Regions from separate parts of the Homo sapiens genome. Here region 2 is linked to region 1. The links are chromatin loops, found by intact Hi-C in ENCODE. Cell type or tissue: Caco-2. All regions are shown on one strand.

Region 1 (2,500 bases):
AATTCACCCATTATAGGTGCCCAGTAGAATGATTTTCAGCACATGTATATAATTGTGCAGCCATCACCACAGGGCAGTGTTAGGACAGATTTCCACCTTTTTCACTCAGTCACTGTCCCTCCCGCACCCAGCTCTGGGTAGCCATTCATCTATTGTCTGTGTCTATGGATTTGCCTTTTCCAGAAACTTCATATAAACGGAACCACACAATATGTAGCCTTTTGTATCTGGCTTCTTTCACTTACCATGATGTGTATGGTCCATCTTTGTTGGTGAATGTATCAGTGATTTTTTTTTTTAATTTAAATAACTGAGGAGTCTCATTGTATGGATTTATTCTGAGTATCTCTATACCAGTTACTAGACCTTTGAATTGTTTCCAGTATTTTTGCTGGTAAGAATATTGCTGCTATGAATATTTGCACACAAGACTTAAAAAAATTTTTTTTTGAGTAAACAACTAGGAGTTAAATTGTTGGGACATATATGATAAGATTATGTTTAGCTTTTTAAGAAATTGCCAAACCATTTTCCAAAGCAGATGTACCATTTTACATTCTCAGTTTCTCTACATCCTCACCAACATTTGATAAAGTCAGCCCCTTTTATTATATCCAGGAAATCATTGTTGGCAGTAGAAAATGGAACCTCTGTGAACCTTACGTTTGAAGAAAGGGACGGTATTGCCTCTCTGTCTTATAGGATTGCTTTAAAGTTCAAAGGGGGATAGGAATTTATGCATAAGTGCTTTATATTGCAGAAACATTTCTGGTGATTATGTACAGAAAAATTTTTAGCCATTATATTAACACTCACATATTTGTCTCAGAAATTAAGATGCAAACTTGTCCACGTTTTAATAAAATGTGTATGTTATGATCAAACTTGTTCCACCTGCTTATAAAGGCAATTTTTTAATCAAATTGTGAGCCTTTTCCATATGCTAGGTTGCCTATATAATGTATTAAATTATCAGCCTTATTTAACAATGACTGAATGTAATAGTTTGCATACGGTGGGCAAATTTTTCTTTCCCACTCCAACTTAGATGGTCTGGTAAATGTCTGCCTGTGACTTTGTTTTCAAATGCTTGTGGGTGGCCTCTTTCGGACCTGGGCACATGTGTTCTAATAGAGTGGAAGTAGAAAGATTGGGGTCTCAGAGAAAGCACCAGGAACAATCTATGTAAAAAATACCTATTTCAGCAGTTTAACTTTGCAATTCCGATTCTATGAAAATTGCCAGTTAATACTTTTTCAAAGAACAAAGGGGGTGTTTTGAATGCATTTCCCTTCCCACCTGTGGAAGACAGCTGTTTGTGATAGACCTAGGAAAACTGGCCAATGGGCTGTGGATTTGAAATCTGGGCTGGATTTTGTAAAAGTTGCTTATCAGCAGTTCTTCACACCTGTTGGAGAAGACCTTTGGACTGCAGGAGCTGAACTGTGTATTTGATCATAAAGCACTGTGTCAACAAAGGGCTTTTGTAGTACTTTCAAACGAAAGGGTAAAGAGACCCACAGTGAGATGCTAAGTCAAAGAAACTGCACGCTGGAGTGAAAAAATATGTTCTGGATGGCCTGTGGAAGCCAAAAGGGTACATATTAATCCTGCTGACAGTTTATATTAATTTGATAATGTTGCATAATCTCAATTTCATTCTTACTAAATAGACAATTTTGATTGGGAAACAGGTGTGTGAAATCCTTTTTAATGAAAACAATGCTAGTGATGGTCACAATACACAGAAAGCTTTGGACTAGGGGTTCTGGGTTGGAGTTACACTGGGAGTTATTGTTTCCTGATTTTAACCTAATGAGTAAAAGTTCTTGCCTTATATCACTTTGAACATTTTCATTGCTGCGAGCATGGGCGTGTATGTGTGTTGGGAGGTGTATATTTAAAAGCTTTCAAATATTGCAGTCCCTGACATGTGAATTAAAGAGAGGCCGAAAAAAGTCATCAGGCACTTGAAATCTTTTTCTAGAATGTTACAAATAATGTGGCTTGGGTATGGAGTGATATTTGAGAGACCAGCGTCGTAGCAGATGCCTGAAGTCAGTGTTCTTTTTGGAAGCAGCTGTTTGCTAATAAAGAAATCAGGACTGACAGGCAGTTGTTAAGTCTCATTCTTCATGTGTGTTATCAGTGTCTCAGGCTGAAGCAAGAGTAGGGGGTGAGGGACTTGTGTGCAAATAGGTACTGGCCCCTGTTGGTGCTGTGTGTTCTTTACATAGGCAGGCCTCAGGATTTATATAGGAGCACTTAATATTCATTTTTGATGCTATTTTCCATCTTTATAGCAGAGGATTTAAACTCCTGTTTGGAGCATCTTTGAAGATCTATGAATGGAGTAAACAACTTAGAATCTCCATAGCATGTACCAGGGAAATGAGTGCCTATGGGGAGGGCCTCTTATAGATAAGGTCACAATAGGGGATACTAGGAGAGTCGTATAACTCTCCGGGGAACTCTGTGAGTTGGTCAGTGGGGAAAGGAG
Region 2 (2,500 bases), 130 kb after region 1:
GATTTGCTTTTCCACAGGGGTGGGTATAGTATGTGTGGATCAGGCGAAATGAGATTAGCCCTGAGCTGAAGCTGGTAATGAGAACTCATTGTATGCTTTTGTCTGCTTTGGTAAATGTTAAAAACTCTAAAAAAAAAAAAAAAAAAAAAGTTGGAAAAGAAAGTAGTATTAAAGATTGATCTGGAGTCTGTAAGTCTGGCGATTTGAAGGTAAGAGTGAGAGATTGTGGCTCAGAGACCAGTGAAGTGCTGGCATAGACTGTCATTTCGATGGAACTAATGAATTGGGAAGAATAATGACAGTGGAAGAGTGGCTATTTCTCAGTTTTTCTGTACTAAACGTTGAAATATCCTAGGATGATTTTTGTTTGTTGACAGAATGGTTTATTAAAATTGTACTATTTCAGGCCGGGCGCGGTGGCTCACGCCTGTAATCCCAGCACTTTGGGAGGCTGAGGCCGGTGGATCACGAAGTCAGGAGATCGAGACCATCCTGGCTAACACGGTGAAACCGCATCTCCACTAAAAATACAAAAAATTCTCCGGGCATGGTGGCGGGCGCCTGTAGTCCCAGCTACTCTGGAGGCTGAGGCAGGAGAAGGGCATGAGCCCGGGAGGCGGAGCTTGCAGTGAGCCGAGATCACGCCACTGCACTCCAGCCTGGGTGATAGAGCGAGACTCCGTCTCAAATAAATAAATAAATAAATAAAATAGAATTTTACTATTTCAAAGGAAGTGATAAATGAGTTTGGTGTATTATCGAATAATTTCAATTATTAATACATTGACTCAGTATGTTTATTTTATATTAGAATGACAATTAAAAAATGAAAACCTCTAAGTTATTAGTCCTATGATTTATATTGTGTTTTTTAAATTATTGTTTCTAAGTGCCTAGAGTACTGAGAAATTTAAAGAATGACATAATAAGAGACTAAATCAACATATACTTTTTCTAATAGGACTCACTGCATTCCTTAATGGCAACGCTAAGCTCCTCTAATCCTTTCTTTGTTCGCTGTATCAAGCCAAACATGCAGAAGGTAAGATTGATGACAGTCCTAGGCTGGGATCTGTCTCGAGGGACACAGCCTCCTGGGGTGGTTACTCACAGATTTGGTTTCTCCAAAGTCCTTTCATTGTAGATGGTTGGAAATGGATATGACATTATTATAACTTGACATGAAATGAAAAAGTTCCCTTTGTCCCTTGGGCCTGTTAGTCTGCTTTTGAGTGATGTTATTAAGCTTTAGGGACATCTATTTGAAAAGGAAACATTGTGAAGCCTTTACTTTTTTTTTTTTTTAGCGTTTGGTTTAAAATTCTTGGGAAAAGTTTCAGAGTGTGATACATCATTTTACAGGAAATATTTGATGTGTGGTGGCTGATTTTTTTTTTAAAGTTTTTATTTGTCTTTCTTTCCTTCTTTTTTTTGCTTTATTGTTATTTTAAACACGATGAAGAGGCTTTAAGTAGTAATGCTAGATTTTAAGTACTTTAAATAGTTGTTTATAACTAATTAGAAAGCACTCTAAAGGTTGTCATAAGTATTAATGTCTTGGCTCTTTGATTTTAGCTTTCTAATTTCATAATCCGATTACAAGGAATGTGAGCTTAAAAAGGAAAAGCTACCTAAACAAAGAAACTATAGTGTTAGATATATGCAGTCGCTGAATCCACAGCTAATTAGGTAGCTTGTCTTAAAGTATTGTTAATACATTTAAATTATTTTGATTCAGCAAACAGCCTCTTAGGAATGCTTCTTATGTGAGAAAACCCCTACAAATTTTAATTGTAATGTAATTTTTATGTAATTTAATTGTAATGTAATTTTTATGTAATTTAATTGTAATGTAATTAAATTGTAAAATTTAATTGTAATTTTAAGAGCTAATGTTAAAGAACTAGATGCCATCCTCATAAGGTTTAAGGTAAAAAATCTGATCTGAACTGTTTCCCATGAGACTTGGTTTATTATATTCTGGTAATTTGACTGATGCTGGATCTTATCTTTTATAATGCCAACCAGTTGCCTTTGGCTTAATATTGCATGGATTCCTCATTTATAGTTTAAAGATGTATGCTTATAAGAACCACAGTAGCCGGGCATGGTGGCTCACGCCTGTAATCCCAGCACTTTGGGAGGTCGAGGTGGGCGGGTCACATGAGGTCAGGAATTTGAGACCAGCCTGGCCAACATGGTGAAACCCTATCTCTACTAAAAATACAGAAATTTGCTAGGCATGGTGTCACGTGCCTGTAATCCCAGCCACTCAGGAGGCTGAGGCACGAGAATCACTTGAACCCAGGAGGTGGAGGTTGCAGTGAGCCAAGATCTGCCACTGCACTCCAGCCTGGGAGATAGAGCCAGACTCTGTCTCCCAAAAAAAAAAAAAAAAAAAAAGGCCGGGCACGGTGGCTCACGCCTGTAATCCCAGCACTTTGGGAGGCCGAGGCGGGTGGATCACAAGGTCAGGAGATGGAGACCATCCTGGTTAACA

What was found. A loop is a pair of places that touch in the nucleus more often than their neighbours do. Peaks named below come from ENCODE experiments on the same cell type or tissue, not always from the same donor. Only the 100,000 strongest peaks of a DNase experiment are listed, where the experiment ranks them.
Region 2: a loop joins it to region 1, with 2.7 times the contacts of the local background. A loop is called at or near these places in 1 of 110 quality-filtered maps.

Annotation. Positions count from the first base shown.
Region 1 is chr5:16,880,373-16,882,872 of GRCh38, reverse strand. The region is part of intron 1 of MYO10 (myosin X); the gene reads left to right. Among named protein-coding and RNA genes, the nearest start is that of MYO10, 55 kb to the left of the region's middle. In Caco-2, no CTCF peak of the experiment used is centred here; DNase peaks (open chromatin) are centred at 1,382 and 2,172; H3K4me3 peaks cover 365 bases.
Region 2 is chr5:16,753,370-16,755,869 of GRCh38, reverse strand. MYO10 (myosin X) reads left to right here. Exons shown (of 41, transcript NM_012334.3): 19 at 962-1,042. Among named protein-coding and RNA genes, the nearest start is that of RETREG1, 140 kb to the right of the region's middle. RefSeq lists enhancers at 30-670, 671-1,311. In Caco-2, no CTCF peak of the experiment used is centred here; a DNase peak (open chromatin) is centred at 1,049.